Regions from separate parts of the Homo sapiens genome. Here region 2 is linked to region 1. A link is an interaction called in ENCODE POLR2A ChIA-PET data of the cell type or tissue named here. Cell type or tissue: OCI-LY7. All regions are shown on one strand. Each heading gives the region's core, and the rest is flanking DNA. Links, peaks and the distances in the headings are about the cores only. Region 1 overlaps WNK2 (WNK lysine deficient protein kinase 2). Region 2 overlaps BICD2 (BICD cargo adaptor 2).

What was found. ChIA-PET counts read pairs that join two places held together with the same protein. Peaks named below come from ENCODE experiments on the same cell type or tissue, not always from the same donor. Only the 100,000 strongest peaks of a DNase experiment are listed, where the experiment ranks them.
Region 2: POLR2A ChIA-PET joins it to region 1 with 15 read pairs; 1 of 35 experiments calls an interaction of 5 or more read pairs at or near these places.

What each region holds. Positions count from the first base shown.
Region 1 is chr9:93,281,315-93,289,646 of GRCh38, reverse strand. WNK2 (WNK lysine deficient protein kinase 2) reads right to left here. Exons shown (of 30, transcript NM_006648.4): 20 at 27-859. Among named protein-coding and RNA genes, the nearest start is that of WNK2, 100 kb to the right of the region's middle. RefSeq lists an enhancer at 201-997. In OCI-LY7, for the core only: a CTCF peak has its summit at 1,235; DNase peaks (open chromatin) are centred at 2,286, 2,796, 3,226, 5,256 and 1 weaker place; H3K4me3 peaks cover 4,577 bases; H3K27ac peaks cover 8,000 bases.
Region 2 is chr9:92,750,729-92,759,060 of GRCh38, reverse strand. The region is part of intron 1 of BICD2 (BICD cargo adaptor 2); the gene reads left to right. Among named protein-coding and RNA genes, the nearest start is that of BICD2, 9.9 kb to the left of the region's middle. RefSeq lists a silencer at 4,468-4,668 and an enhancer at 6,002-6,051. In OCI-LY7, for the core only: no CTCF peak of the experiment used is centred there; a DNase peak (open chromatin) is centred at 1,260; H3K4me3 peaks cover 781 bases; H3K27ac peaks cover 1,808 bases.

The sequences.
Region 1 (8,332 bases), core at 143-8,142:
GTCTCTGGGACAAGGCAGCTACTCACCAAGGGCTGGGGCAGCTGGACACGCCCTGAGACCGCCTCCTTAGGCACTGGGGGCAGGGCCAGGTCCCCCCCGCAGACCTCTGAGCGGGGCTGGTCCCCTCTCAGGGGCTCCAGGGTGAAGTCTCTGTCGCCCACCTCCACAGGGGTCCCAGCTGAGGCTGAGGAGGTGGGCACGTGCTCCTGGTAGAGCAGAGTCCGCAGCTTCTCGTCCAGGCTCTTGATGGTGCTGTCCACAAAGCCCACCCTGGGGGGCGGCCCTTCCCCATCCGACTCCAGGGCCGAGGGTGGCTGTGGGGGGACGGTGGGCCCCAGGGGTGGGCTTGGGAGCTGGGAGGTGGCCAGGCTGACGGCCCCCACTGCGGCAGGAAGCAGGGGAGCAGGTTGACCCAAGGCGGGCTGTGGGGTCCCGCTGTGGGGGCTGGGCTCAGGTGCAGGAGGTGGCAGGGGCTCCCTTGGGGCACTGGCGTCCCTGGTTGAGGCAGCCTCTGGAGCTGGAGTGCAAGGTGCTAGGCCCACCACGAGGGGCTGCACAGCAAGCGGGGCCTCGTGAGTCTCCGCTAGTGGCTGAGACGTCTCGAGCTCACTGGTCAGCCCCTGAGGTGTCCCTGGACCCCCTGCCTGGCTGGCAGTTCCTGACGCTGGCTCTGGCATGGTGCTGGTGGCTGGAGCTGCTCCATCTTGGGGCAGAGCAGTCACAGGAGGGGAGGAGGGGGCCAAAGGGGCTGGGGGTGCCCCAGGAGGGTTGCTGGGGCCCGCCTGGCTCAGGAGCTGCTGACTGGCTAGAAAGCTGGGTTGTTCCTTCGAGGACAGCTGGTCTTTATAGGGCGCTGAATCTAGAAGAAATGGGGAAAATGCCTTTGTACCAGGGTACTCCAGTCCTATCTACCTGTTTCTTCCTTGGCTAAAAAGATGCCTTACACAGCTGGCCATGGCCCCAGCGTGCTGGTCTTCTCTGTTTCCCGACACGCCAGGCTCCTGCCTGCCTGCAGCTCAGCCCAGCCTTGGCTGCTGCTTCCTGTAACGCCTCCCACAGGTCTCTGAGCCACCAGCTTCGCAACTCCAGGTCCCTGTTCCCATAGTGTCCCTTGTGGCTGAACCAGCACCACCCTTCCTTCTGTGTCTTCTGTAGCGTGTGACCATCAGCTGTGGCTGTTGCCTGTCTGTCATCTGTCTGTCCACACCCTCACCCGCACAGACAGCTCCAGAAAGATACGGCTCTTGTCTATCTTGCACTGGACAAAAGTTATTCAATGAAATTTCAAAATTAAAGAGTTTAAGTAGTGAGCTGTACACACTTCCATGCCCAGGAGTGAGCAGGAGCCTGAAGCCTTCAGACCCCCAGTCTTTGGTATGGTCAGAAGCGCAGCCAGGGCTGGTCAGTGACCCTGTGGGAGGAATCCAGAACCCCAGCAGTATAACCAAGTCTCCCAGTGCCTTGTGCAGGAGCTCATGGAGCCTCCACCAGGCTCACAGGGACTGCGGGCATCTGAGAGGTGGCAGGACGGTGTTTCTCAAACTTGGCCTTGGAGCCCAGTTTTCCTTACTTGAAAATGCAACCCGACCTTTCTTTTTTTTTGGAGATGGTCTGGCTCTGTCACCCAGGCTGGAGTGCAGTGGTGCAATCTCGCCTCACTGCAACCTCTGCCTCCCGGGCTCAAGCAATCCTCCCACCTCAGCCTTCCTTGTAGCTCGGACCACAGCTGGATAATTTTTGTATTTTTCATATGAGACTGGGTTTCACCATGTTGCCCAGGCTGGTCTTGTACTCCTGGGCTCAAGCAATCCGCTGGCCTCAGCCTCCCAAAGTGTTGGGATGACAGGTGTGAGCCCCCACGCCCAGCCCACTTTGTCTTTTTAAAAAACACAAAGAAAATGAACACAAAAAAAGAAAACTGTTCAAAAAATAAAAGGTGAGAATGGGGAGATTAATAGGACCCTGATGCCCTCCCTCGTGCCCCCAGACTCCCTTGGTCCCCATCCCCTGCCTGGCCCAACAAAGGTAAACTAATTTGACCAAAATTTCCTCCACTGCTCCTTTCCGGCCTTACCGTTCGTCTGTCTAAACATGATGGTCGTGCTGCACGTTCTATCAATGGAATGGTACTCTATTCTGTGGTGCCTGGCCTCTCTCACCGTGTTTGTGAGATGTGTCCTTGTTATTGTTTGCACAACTGCACCATGATGCACGCATCCATTCTGTGTTGGTACTCACTGGGCTGTGGCTGGGTGGGACCACGACTAACACTGAGGCACAGTGCGTGCAGGCCCGTGTCCTGCCAGGCACACGCCACTGGGGAGCTGCTGGTCACTGATCCCCTTTAGCTTTATGTAAGGGTGCCAAGGTGCTTCCCCAAGCAGGAGCCAATGCCCCCACCATCGGCAGCCTCTGAGCACCCCTAGGGCTGTGTGATGGCGTCTTATTGTGGCTCTTTATTGTTTTTTAATTATGGAAAAAACATTTAAGATGAGATCTGCTGTCTTAACACATTTTTAAAAGCATGATACTCTATTGTTAACTATAGGCACTATGTTGTGTGGCAAAGCTCTAGAGCTTACTCAGCTTATATAACTGAAACTTTATGCCCTCAATGGTAACTCCGTTTCCCTCTCCCTCCAGCTGCTGGCAACTTCCATTCTGCTCTCTGCTTTGACTGTTTTTGACTTTGACTGTTTTAGATACTGCATATGAGAGGAATGAATCGTGTAGTCTTTCTGTGCCTGGCTTATTTCATATAGCATAATGTCCTGTAGGTTCATCCATGTCGTCGCAAATGGTAGTTTCCTTGTTTTTGTGGTTAAACAGTACTCCACTGTGCAAACATATCACATTTTCTTTATCCATTCATCTGTGAAGACACTTAGGTTGTTTCCATATCTTGGCTATTGTGAATAACGCTGCAATGAACACAGGAGAGCAGGTATTTCTTCCAAACCTTGTTTTCAATTATCTTGAATATATACCCAGCAGTGGGATTGCTGGATCATACGGTAGTTCTATTTTAATTTTTTGAGGAAGGTCCACATTGTTTTCCATAATGGTTGTAGTAATTTACACTCACACCACACTGCACAAAGGTCCCCTCTCTCCACATCCTGGCCAATACTTGCAGTCCTTTGTTTTTGAGAGCAGTGATCTTAACAGGTGTGAGGTGATAGCTCAGTGTGGTTTTGATTTGCATTTCCCTGATAATACTTAATTCAATTGAGTACCTTCTCCTGTGTTCACTGGCCATCTGGGTATCTTCTTTTAGGACACACCTGTTCAAGTCTCTTGCCTGCTTTTCTACAGAGCTGTCATTCTTTTCTTTTTAATTTGTGGTTCTTCATGATGCTGGGTAGAGAACTGTCTGGGGGCTATCTGTACTACAGAATCTCTCGCTCCGTGACTCGCCTATGTGCTCGATTAGTGGTGTCTTTTGATAAACAATAGTTTTTTATTTTAATACAGTCAAATTTAACCAATTTTTAGCCAGTCTTTCCATTTGCATATTTTGTTGAACTTTAACGTATGTGTTCTACGTGGGGGCCATAATGATACTGCCTCTTATTACTTCTAGGAACTTTACTGTTTTCCCTTTTACATTGAGATTCACAAGCGACTTGTTACTGAGTTTTGTGTGTGGTATGAGGATCATCTCCCTGTGTGGACAGCCTACTATCCCAACTCTTTCTGTTGAGAAGACCACCCGGTCTCCACTGTTTGACAATCGGACCTTTCTTGTCAACCACGTGTCCAAAGATGTGGGCCTGCTTCTGAGCTGGCTTGACTCCATTGCTCAATTTCTCTACCCTTGTTCTAGGACCAGATTGTCTCTGTGACTCCAGGTTTATATGAGTCACAACATCTGGGAGAATGGTATCCTTCCCCTAGAAGCTGTCTTGGTTTTTACTGGTTTTTGCATTTCTGTAAAGAGTATATAATCAGTGTGTTGATGCTCATTTAGAAATTGTTAGAATCTGAATCTGCAGATCTGTTTGGGAAGAAGTGTTTATAATACTGAATCTTCCAGTCCATGAATATGGTACATATCTTCCTACTCATTTCTTTTTAAAATTTCTCTCAATGTTTTGTAGTTTTTGGTATACAGATGTTACATACTTTTCGTTAGATTCATACACTGGTGTTTGGCATTTTTGTGTTACTATAAATTGAATTTTTCAATATTCTTTATTTTCTGATTGTTGTTGGTATACAGAAAGATAACTGCAGTCTGTAGCTACTTTGCTAACTTATTAATTCCAATTTATCTGTAAATTTAAATCTCTATGTATATAATCATGTTATCAGCCAACAGTGGTAGTTTTATTTCTTCCTTTCCAATCCTTATCACTTTTTAAAACAGTAATTGTTTTAATACCATTAGATATTGAGGCAAAATGATAAAATTATAGTGTTACCAAAAGGCCACGATTATTTCTACTTCAAAATAGAAAGAGTTTTAGCAAATGTATTCCTTGGAAATAACTGCTATTTAGCCCAGTAATTTTATAGGTAGAGCTTCTGAGTCAAAGAAGTTATCTTGCTTTGTCCAAATTCTTAACAAAAAATAGTAATGCTAAAAGGAATATTACCTTTTATGTAACATTATATAGAATTATATTGATCAGAACAATCATTCAGCTCTGCGTGTCTACTATGTGACATGCATTATGTATTTATTTCCATTTACAGAGTGGTTGATATTGGAGTAGATAATAGAAAAACACCAACCTCAAGTTGGTATCAACTCAAATAAGCAAACATTTTCTTTGGAAGACCTTGTTTAGAAATCAATGGCATTTTCTTCAAATGAAAAATAAAGTGTTTGTGACACCACCATGACACTTCCTTATACATATTTACAAAAAGTGGTCAGGGCATTGGCTCTTAAACTGGGCTGCAGGTTGGGTCCTACCCCCAGAAATCCAGATTTACCTGCATGAAGCAGGGCGTGAGCTTCTTCAGTCCCACTGCTTTCCCTTCTTTTTCTTTCTCCCTTTTTACCTCTCCCCCTTCCCTTCCTTTCCTGCCCACCCCCCGCTCCCCTGCAATATCTAGGACACAGGATACTTAATAGAAGTGCTGAGAATAGGCATCCTTATCTTGTTCCCCATCTCAAAGAGAAAGCATTCCACATTTCACCATTAAGAATATTTGCTGGTTTTGTTTTGTTTGTTTTTTGTAAAAACAGAATTTCCCATCTATTGGGATATAGTGAATAAATTTATTCGAATTAAGTTAAACCAACCTTGCATTCTGAAATCACTGCAACTTAGTAACTTGTCATACATACTCTTTTCATGTATCACTAGATTTAATTTGCTACTATTTTGTTTAGTATTTTGCAAGTGTTGATGGGAGAGGAAGAGATTGACCTGTTATCTTCCTATTTTATAATGTTCTCAGTCAGATTTTTGTGTCAAAGTTACGCTAGTTTGATAAAACAAGCTTCTTTGTTCTCTGGACGAGTTGGGTTAGATCAGAATTATTTCTCACTTAAGTATCTGTGGTAAAGCCATCAAGCTGAAACTTTTCCTTATAGGAAGGGTTTTTCCCCCTTATACACACCTCTGTGTGTTGACACTCACTGAGATGGAGGCCAAGAGGTCCAAACATATGTGCCTGATTTCTTTCTCACTGCCTTTTCTTCAACTATGATTTCTCTTTCCCTAACATTTGAGTGAGTCCATCTTTCTCATTATCGTGAACACTTCTTGGTTTTTTAACTATGCAGCATCCATTTGCTTCCTTGTTGGGTAGTGGCACTCCAAATTTCCTCTTGGGAACAACTGTCCCCTACTTTAACTCCAGGGCTATGCCTGCAATTTGGGCACAAGTCAGTGTACATTCCAGCCACCAGCCACAACTGCTTTAGAGAATGTGTCCTTGTTCTGCATAATGGGAGTCAGGGCCAGATGTATGAAACCTTTCAAAAAGGGTCTCTATTTTCTACCTGAAAGACTATACACACTGAGTTGTTCCAGCAATCTTGTCACCATGAAGGGTAGACATGAGAAGGCTTCTAATGACTGATTTGACTTTTTAATGTTTATAGCACCTTTCAGATTTTCTATTTCTTCTTAAGTTTGGTAAGTTGTAGTTCCCTAAGACATAATCCAAAGAAATTTTCAAATTCTTATATTTGTCTTAATGTTTGTAGGACTGTAGCAGTGTCTCCCCCTTTTCATCCCTAATATTGATTACTTATGTCTTTCTCTCTCCTTTAGTCAGTCTCATCACAGGGGGCTTACTAATGCTATGAGCCATTTCAAAGAACCGTTGCTAAGCTCTGTTGATACCCTATTGTATATTTGTTTACTATTTCATTAATTTATGTTCTTATCTATTTTACTTTCTCCTTTCTTTATTTGGGTTCCATTTTCTCTTATGCTAACTTTTTGCACTACATACTTTTATTACTATCAGACTTTTCTCCTGTCCAATATATGCATTTAAAGGCTACAAAGTTTCTGCTCAATATGCTGTTAACTGCATTTCACAAATTTTGATACGTAATATTTTCATTAGCATGATGTTCATATCATCATTCAGAATGTTTTATTAGTTTCCATTGTAATTTCTTCTTTGCCGAATGAGATATTTATAAATGCACTGCTTAACTATCAAATGTGGATATTTTCTAGTTATCTTCTAGTTAATGAGCTTGGGTTTACTTCCAACTTTAATCAAAAGCATGCATCAAGTGATTTTGATTCTTTGAAACTTGTTGAGATTTGTTTTGGGTCTGCGTAAAGTTAAATTAAAAATATTCTGTGTGCATGAAAAAACAGTGCATTCTTCAGCTACTGAGTACAGTGTCCTGTATATATAAGATACTAATTCTGTGGTTGAAATTTTCTCTATCCCTACTGAGTGTCTCCTATTCCAAAAGCTGAAATCTCCCATGATTGTAAATTGCTCCATTTGTTTTAGTTGTGTTAATTTTTATTTTATGCATTTTGAGGGCTTATTACTAAATATAAGCAAACATTAAATTATTATATCTTCCTGGCCAGTTGAATCTTTCACCATTATGTTTTTGCCTTAAAATCTACATTGATATAAAAATATAGACATTAGCTTCCTCTAGGTGAGTATTAGTGTGCTCTTTTTCCATTTTTGTTTTTTACTCTTAATCTTTTTATAATCTTATGTCTTTGTTCTGTTTTTTTTTTTTCACTTTTGAGAATCTTTGAGATTTAGTCCATTTACATTTAATTACTGATCTACTTGGGTTAAAACTAGCATCTTACTAAAGATTTCTATGTGTTCTCCATGTTCAGTGTTGCTGTTTCTTTCCTTCTTTGCCATATTTTAAAAAATTCCTTCCCCACCTGCCCCCTCCACAAGTGTGGAGGTTATCTGCTATTCTACGAGTCTCACAGGGGTTATTCTAGAGACTATCATTTGCATTCTTGATTTGGCTCTCTGCCTAGGCAACATGGAATCCTGGAGCCCTTTAAATGCATTTCCTGCCTCCTGATAAATATGCCCCATTTTCATGCATTTTAACATGCCAAACATTTTAAACCTCAAGACATTATTTTTTCATCCAGTCAAAATTCACTTAGATCTACTCATACATTTATAATTCCATCAGTTTTTGTTCCTACCTGCATTCTGGCCTTTCATCTGCAGTCATTGTTCTTCTGTCTAAAAATATTCCCTTTAGTATTTCTTTAATTGAGCTGTGAAGGTGATGACTGCTTTTCTCTTCATTTCATCTTCATGGAAGTCAGATCCTTTTACCGATATTTGAGGTTGGGGCTTATTTCCTTCAGCACTGCGAGGACAGCACTATTCCTTGTCCACTGGCATATGTTATCTGTACTGAGACAGGGGCTTCCAAACCTTTAAAGGACCTGTTTTTTCTTGGGCATCCTTTAAATTTTCCCATGTGCCTTTGATTTTCAGCACTTTATGATATATGTAAGTGCAGATTTCTTTTTTAACTTACAGAGTTTGGAAGTTTCTTGAATTAGTGGCTTCATGCCTTCCAATTCTCTGCATTATCTCTTCAAACTTGTTTTTGCTGCATTCTCTTGTTTTCTGGGACTCCAATTACATGATGTTTGACCATCTCACTGTAATCTCTATATTTCTTAGCACCTCTTTTCTATTTTCTACTGTTTTCATTATCCTTATTTTACTTTAGTTTCTTTAGAGCTTGCCGATTCTCTCTCTGGCAGTGTACAATCCATCCTCTGATGTCTTAATTTTAACTAATGTATTTTTCAGTTCTACAACTTCCATTTAGCTTTTTTTTTGGCATAGTTTCTAATTCTTTGACAAAAATTTCAATCTAGTCATTTGTTTCTTTTAATGC
Region 2 (8,332 bases), core at 49-8,048, 530 kb after region 1:
ATGGTTTGCTTTTTATAGTTGGCTTTTTACTTTTTAATTTATTATTATTATTATTTATTTATTTTGGTAGAGTCAGGGTCTCACTGTGTTGCCCAGGCTGCTCTTGAACTCCTGGGCTTGAGCGATCCTCCCGCCTTGGCCTGCAAAGTGTTGGGATTAGAGATGTGAGCTACCACGCCTGATCTATAGTTTGCTTTTTTTTTTTTGAGACGGAGTTTCGCTTTTGTTGCCCAGGCTGGAGTGCAATGGCGCGATCTTGGCTCACCACAACCTCCGCCTCCCAGGTTCCAGCGATTCTCCTGCCTCAGCCTCCCTAGTAGCTGGGATTATAGGCATGTGCCACCATGCCCGGCTAATTTTTTTTGTATTTTTAGTAGAGATGGGGTTTCTCCATGTTGGTCAGGCTGGTCTCGAACTCCTGACCTCAGGTGATCCGCCTGCCTTGGCCTCCCAAAGTGCTGGGATTACAGGCATGAGCCACCACGCCCAGCCTTTTTTTTTTTTTTTTTGAGACGGAGTCTTGTTATGTTGCCCAGGCTGGAGTACAGTAGCTCGATCTTGGCTCACTGTAACCTCTGCTTCCCGAGTTCAAGTGATTCTCATGCCTCAGCCTCCTGAGTAGCTGGGATTACAGGTGCGCGCCACCACACCTGGCTAATTTTTGTATTTTTAGTAGAGACGAGGTTTCTCCATGTTAGCCAGGCTGGTCTCGAACTCCTGACCTCGGGTGATCTGCCTGCCTCAGCCTCCCAAAGTGCTGGGATTACAGGCGTGAGCCACTGCGCCTGGCTGCTTTACTCATTATTTACTTATTTATTTATTTATTCATATTATTATTATTATTATTATTATTATTTGAGACAGAGTCTAGCTCTGTTGCCCAGCGTGGAGTGCAGTGGCACGATCTCGACTCACTGCAAACTCTGCCTTCCAGGTTCAAGCAATTCTCCTGCCTCAGCCTCCCGAGTAGCTGGGATTACAGGAGCCCACCACCACGCCCGGCTAATTTTTGTATTTTTAGTAGAGATGAGGTTTCACCATGTTGGTCAGACTGGTCTCAAACTGTTGACCTCAGATGATCCACTCGCCTCAGCCTCCCAAAGTGCTGGGATTACAGGCGTGAGCCACCGCGCCCAGCCTTTACTCATTTTTTAAAGCCACCTTCTTTGTTGGATGTTTCCACATAATCAAAGGTGGAGAGAGTAATAGAGTGAGTCCATGTATGCTCCTGCCCTGCACCTGCAGTTTGCAGCTGTGGCCGGTCTTGTTTCTACCGCAGTTCATCCTGTGTAGCTGTGTCTGTAAGTATATCAGTTGTTTTGCTAAGAAAATAGAATCTTTTCTTTTTTTTTTTGAGATGGAGTCTCACTCTGTCACCCAGGCTGGAGTACAATGGCGCGATCTCGGCTTACTGCAAGCTCCGCCTCCTGGGTTCACACCATTCTCCTGCCTCAGCTCCCCCCCGCCCCCCCGCAGTAGCTGGGACTATAGGCGCCTGCCACCATGCCCAGCTAATAGAAAATAGAATCTTTTCTTACAAAACTTAACCATTGTTGAACTTTCACACCTAAGAAACTAACAAAAATTCTTTAGTGTCATCTGTTGTCCAGTCAGTGTTTGGATTTCCCCAGTTTGGCTCATAAATTTCATTTTACAGTTACTTTGTTTCTTCAGAAGCCAAGCAGGATCTGCAGGTTGCATTTGGTTGAAGGCCTTCTCAATTTTTTTTTTTTTTTTTTTTTTTTTTTGGAGACAGTCTCGTTCTGTCGCCCAGGCTGGAGTGCAGTGGCGTGATCTTGGCTCACTGCAATCTCTGCCTCCTGTGTTCAAGCAACTCTCCTACCTCAGCCTCCAAAGTAGCTGGGACCATAGGTGCACACTGCCACACCTGGCTAATTTTTTGTATTTTAGTAGAGGCGGGGTTTCACCATGTTGCCCGGGCTGGTCTTGAATTCCTGAGTTCAGGCAATCAGTCTGCCTCGGCCCAGCAAGGTGCTAGGATTACAGACCTTGTCATTTTAAAGACAGCGCCATGTGTGGCCTGTCCTGTCCCCTTTCATACTGCACTGGCATTAGCCCTGGCTACTCTATTTTTATGCTGTGGAGGGTGCCGGTAGGCGGAGATTCCCACTTTATCTGCCCCTGCCAGACACCTTACTCTTGTCTTTCTCTTTTATTTCCTTTTTTTTTTTTTGAGACGGAGTCTCACTCTGTTGCCCAGGCTGTAGTGCAGTGGCGCGATGTCTGCTCACTGCAACCTCTGCCTCCCGGGTTCAAGCGATTCTCCTGCCTGAGCCTCCTGAGTAGCTGGGATTACAGGCGTGCACCACCACGTCTGGCTAACTTTTGTATTTTTAGTAGAGACAGGGTTTCATCCTGTTAGGCAGGTCTTGAACTCCTGACCTCATGATCTGCCTGCCTCGGCCTCCCAAAGTGCTGGGATTACAGGCGTGAGCCACTGTGCCTGGCCTCTCTTTTCTTTTTTAAAATATTAGCCAGGGGCCGGGCGCAGTGGCTCACGCCTGTAATCCCAGCACTTTGGGAGGCTGAGGCAGGCGGATCACGAGGTCAGCAGATCGAGACCATCCTGGCTAACACGGTGAAACCCCGTCTCTACTAAAAATACAAAAAATTAGCCGGGCTTGGTGGCAGGCACCTGTAGTCCCAGCTACTTGGGAGGCTGAGGCAGGAGAATGGCATGAACCCGGGAGGCGGAGCTTGCAGTGAGCCGAGATCGTGCCACTGCACTCCAGCCTGGGCAACAGAGCGAGACTCCGTCTCAGACAAAAAAAAAAAAAAAGTAGCCAGGGTGCCTCCTTCAGCTGATGCATCATGGCTTGGCTCTTGCATTGCTGCATTGTCATCACCTATTCTGGTTCATCTGTCGCCCCAGCCTTTACTGTGGAGCTCTGCCCACCTGAGGTGATGTTGTCATCTAGTGGGTGTAGATGCCAAGCCCTTCTAAACCAGAAGGGAGGAACTAGTATTGTCACTGTCCTACCATTGAGGGTGCTGAGGTCATAGTGAGGACCACTCATACTCTTACTAGCATGGCAGTGGACTCAGCCATTCTTGGCTTGACTTCTGTGACCTGGAGCCAGTCTCTCCCCTCTCTGGGCCTCAGTTTCCTTGTTTTAGGCCAGTGCATTCCTGACGCCCTTGGAGGTGGATCAATTTCTCCCTCTAGTGACAGCATCATGGCGGGCTCAGGCCCAGGACGCAGCTGCTTTGCAGGCATGTGTTGCCTGCTGCCTGGGCTCCCCATCTGCTTTGCTCTGCCCTTCTTCCTCACACCCATGTTCCCTCAGTACCACCCTCACAACATGCTGGGGTGTAAGGGCTGGTTGATGACAAGCATGTCCATAAGCCTAGGGGATTCCTTGGGTGTCCTAAAATGTGACCTAAGATAATTATCGGGGAACATGCCCCGATATTCACGTAAGTTCTTTTCATTTTCCTTAAGTGTCGGCCAGCTTGAGAAATAAAGGGACAGAGTACAAAAGAGAGAAATTTTAAAGCTGGGCATCCGGGGGAGACATCACATGTCGGTAGGTTCCGTGATGCCCCACAAGCCGCAAAAACCAGCAAGTTTTTATTAGGGAGTTTCAAAAGGGGAGGGAGTGTGCGAATAGGTGTGGGTCACAGACATCAAGTACTTTACAAGGTAATAGAATATCATGAGGCAAGTGGAGGCAGGGCAAGATCACAGGACCACAGGACCGAGGCGAAATTAAAATTGCTAATGAAGTTTCGGGCACCATTGTTATTGATAACATCTTATCAGGAGACAGGGTTTTGAGATCAACTGGTCTGACCAAAATTTATTAGGCGGGAATTTCCTCTTCCTAATAAGCCTGGGAGCGCTATGGGAAACTGGAGTCTATCTCACCTCTGCAATCTCGACCATAAGAGACAGGTATGCCCCAGGGGGGCCAGTTCAGAGACCTACCCCTAGGTGTGCATTCTCTTTCTCAGGGACGTTCCATGCTGAGAAAAAGAATTCAGTGATATTTCTCCCATTTGCTTTTGAAAGAAGAGAAATATGGCTCTGTTCTGCCCGGCTCACCAGTGGTCAGAGTTTAAGGTTATCTCTCTTGTTCCCTGAACAATTGCTGTTATCCTGTTCTTTTTTTCAAGGTGCCCACATTTCATATTGCTCAAACACACATGCTGTACAATTTGTGCAGTTAATGCAATTATTACAGGGTCCTGAGGTGACATACATCCTTCTCAGCTGACAGGATTAAGAGATTAAAGTAAAGACAGGCATAGGAAATCACAAGGGTATTGATTGGGGAAGTGATAAGTGTACATGAAATCTTCACAATTTATGTTTAGAGATTGCAGTAAAGACAGGCATAAGAAATTACAAAAGTATTAATTTGGGGAACTAATAAATGTCCATGAAATCTTCACAATCCACGTTCTTCTGCCATGGCTTCAGCCGGTCTCTCTGTTTGGGGTCCCTGACTTCCCATAACAGATAATGGCATCTCATTGTGGTTTAAGTTGCACTTCCCTGTTCACTGATTGGATCAGGCCAATTTTATTACTTCTGTGAAGCACAGTTCTGCTATAACGTGTCTTTTGAAAATGTAAATTTGTTCCAGACTGATTGATATATGAGGGAACAGTTTGAACACGATGAGAATTTTGTATTTGCCTACGTACAGTTTTCTCCTCAAAAAACACTAGTGTACACAGAGCCCTGCACCCGGCCTACCTGAGCTATGTGAGGATACACAGGATACACGCACCTACAGCTTCCCATTCCATTTCAGAACACCCACCTTCTACCACCTCAGGTAGCTGATGAGTTGCCAGCCGTGACATCACACCCACTGGCAAACCTCAGGGCTTCTTAAGATAAAGTGTCATGTGTATTGTAGCACTTATGTGTCTTTTTTTTTTTTTTTGAGATGTAGTCTTGCTCTCTCGCCCAGGCTGGAGTGCAGTGGCGCGATCTTGGCTTACTGCAAGCTCCGCCTCCCGGGTTCACGCCATTCTCCTGCCTCAGCCTCCCGAGTAGCTCCGACTACAGGCACCCGCCACCATGCCCGGCTAATTTTTTTGTATTTTTAGTAGTGACGGGGTTTCACGGTGTTAGCTGGGATGGTCTTGATCTCCTGACCTCGTGATCCGCCTGTCTCAGCCTCCCAAGGTGCTGGAATTACAGACTTATGTGTCTTTAAGCCATTGAACGTGTATAAAACTGTGCTACCGGCCGGGCACGGTGGCTCACGCCTGTAATCCCAGCACTTTGGGAGGACGAGGCAGGCGGATCATGAGGTCAGGAGATCGAGACCATCCTGGCTAACACGGTGAAACCCCATCTCTACTAAAAATACAAAAAAATTAGCCGGCCTTGGTGGCGGGTGCCTGTAGTCCCAGCTACTCAGGAGGCTGAGGCAGGAGAATGATGTGAACCCGGAAGGCGGAGCTTGTGGTGAGCTGAGATTGCGCCACTGCACTCCAGCCTGGGCGACAGAGCAAGACTCCGTCTCAAAAAAAATAAAATAAAATAAAAAACTGTGCTGCCCTTTTATCATTAATTTTAAAAAATGAACTACTTTAGAAAATTTTTAGATTTATAGAAAAATTTGAAAAATAGTACAGAGTTGCTGTATACCCCACACCCAGCTGCCTCCTTATTATAACATTGTACATTAGTGTGGTATATTTGTTACAATGGATGAACCAATATCATGGCATTATTATGAATACTTTATTCAGATTGCCTTAGTTTTTACCTGATGTCCTTTTTCTGTCCCAAGTATTGTCTAGGATATCACATTACATTTAGTTGTTGTGTCTCCTTAGGCTCCAGTTGACTGTGACAGTTTCTCAGACCTTCCCTGTTCTTGATGACCTTGACAGTTTTCAAGAAGATTGATCAGGTGTTTAGTAGAATGTTTTTCACTTGGAATTTGTCTGATGTTTTTTCTCGTGGTTAGATTGGGATTATGGGTTTGGGGGAGGAAGATCACAGAAGTAAATGCCCTTCTCATCACATATCAAGAGTGTGTATTGTCAGCATGACCTGTCACTGCTGCTGTTGACCTTGATCACCTGACCGCCACTCTAAAGTTATTCTTTCTCTTCCTGTCCATACTGTATTCTCGGGAAGGAAATTACTGTGCATAACCCATACTTGAGTAGGGAGTTTGCTCCACCTCTTTGAGGGCAGGGTGCTATCTACATAAATTATTTGCGATTTTTCTGCATGGCAGACTTTTCCCTCCCTCCCACTCTTGTTTATTATATCAATGTAGACTCATGAAAGTTCATTTTATTTATTTTATTTGGGACAGGGTCTCACTCTGTCGCCCAGGCTGGAGTGGAGTGGTGTGATCGTGACTCACTGCAACTTTGACCTCCTGGGCTCAAGTGATCTTTCCACCTCAGTCTCCCCAGTAGCATGTGCCACCACCCCTAGCTAATTTTTTGATTTTTTTAGTAGGTACATGGTCTCATTATGTTGCCCAGGCTCGTCTTTAATTCCTTGGCTTATGTACTTCTCCTATCTTGGCCTTCTAAAGTGCTGGGATTCCAGGCATGAGCCACTGTGCCCAGCCCATGAAAGTTTATTTTATACTTTGGGTTATAATCCAACATTACCTCATTTTGTTGCTCAAATTGCTCCAGCTTTGGCTCTTGAGAGCTCTTTCAGATGGCTCTTATACCCCCTTTAACATACCACATCATGGTGCCTCTTTTTTTTTTTTTAAAGTGCTTCCTTCCTTTCTGGCACTACAAGATGTTGCAGGCTTATCTGTTTCCTCCCTCAGTCCTAGAATCAGCTATTTACCCCAAGAAGCCCTGGTTTCTTTAGTTGAGAAAGATGTTAGAAACCAAGATCTGGTTGCTATGTGTGCTCATTGCTATTAGGGTGTCTTTGATTTAAGGCCTGTCAGCAACAGAACAAGGAGATTGTTTTGAACATGCAGTTAGTTAGTGGCTGGGCGCAGTGGCTCATGCCTGTAATCCCAGCACTTTGGGAGGCCGAGGCGGGTGGATCACGTGAGGTTAGGAGTTCGAGACCAGCCTGGCCAACATGGGGAAACCTCGTCTCTACTAAAAATACAAAAATTAGCTGTTCGTGGTGGTGGGCGCCTGTAATCCCAGCTACCCAGGAGGCTGAGGCAGGAGAATTACTTGAACCCAGGAGGCGGAGGTTGCAGTGTGCCAAGATCGCATCATTACACTCCAGCCTGGGCGACAGGAGCAAAACTCCATCTCAAAAAAAAAAAAAAATGCAGTTAGTGTATACTAACCCATGTATATACATATGTCAATAAATACACCTGTATGTATATTTAGTTAACCATGAGTTCATACTGATGTAAGAACTGTAATCCATTACCACGTAGATCGTTCTTACCACCTTCCCTTGCTTATCTGTAACCTCCCACTCCAACAGTGAGACACCTGGCTCCCACCATCCACCATCCAGTAACTTAATTGTTTCATTCCAGTTCACATGTACAGCAGTAACAGAATTGTTAACCTGGGTCCCCATGGGAAACAATTTTATCAACTAGAGTTACAGTGCTTTTGTGTAATTCTTTTGCCTTTAGTCTTATAGACTCTACTTATTTCCAAAGTTACTTAAGTTAGGGCTGGGCTCAGTGGCTCACACCTGTAATCCTAGCACTTTGGGAGGCCAAGGAGGATAGATCACCTGAGGTCAGGAGCCAGCCTGGCCAACATGACGAAAACCCGTCTCTACTAAAAATGCAAAAATTAGCCGGGCGTGGTCCCAGGTGTCTGCAGTCCCAGCTACTTGGAAGACTGAGGCAGGAGAATCACTTGAACCCAGGAAGCCGAGGTTGCAGTGAGCCGAGATTGTACCACTGCATTCCAACCTGGGGGACAGAGTAAGACTCTGTCTCAAAACAACAACAACAACAACAACAACAACAACAAAAAACCAACCACCCTGGCCAACATGGTGAAACCTCATCTCTACTAAAAATACAAAAATTAGCCAGGCTTGGTGGTGTGTGCCTGTAGTCCCACCTTCTTGGGAGGCTGAGGCAGGAGAATTGCTTGAACCCAAGAGGCAGAGGTTGCAGTGAGCTGAGATCTCGCCACTGCACTCCAGCCTGGGCAACAGAGCGACTCTATCTCAAAAAAAACAAATAAAAAGAAAAAGTTACTTAAGTTAGTACTTTATTCCCCCATCCCCTTCAGTGAGGTTGTTTGATACATTTGTAATACAATTAGATTATTTTGTCACATTCTACATTCCAGCCCAGGATCCCTTGATCTCCCAAATGAATTTTTAAAACAATTCACATACTAATATTAAGGTTCACTTTTTGTTTTTATA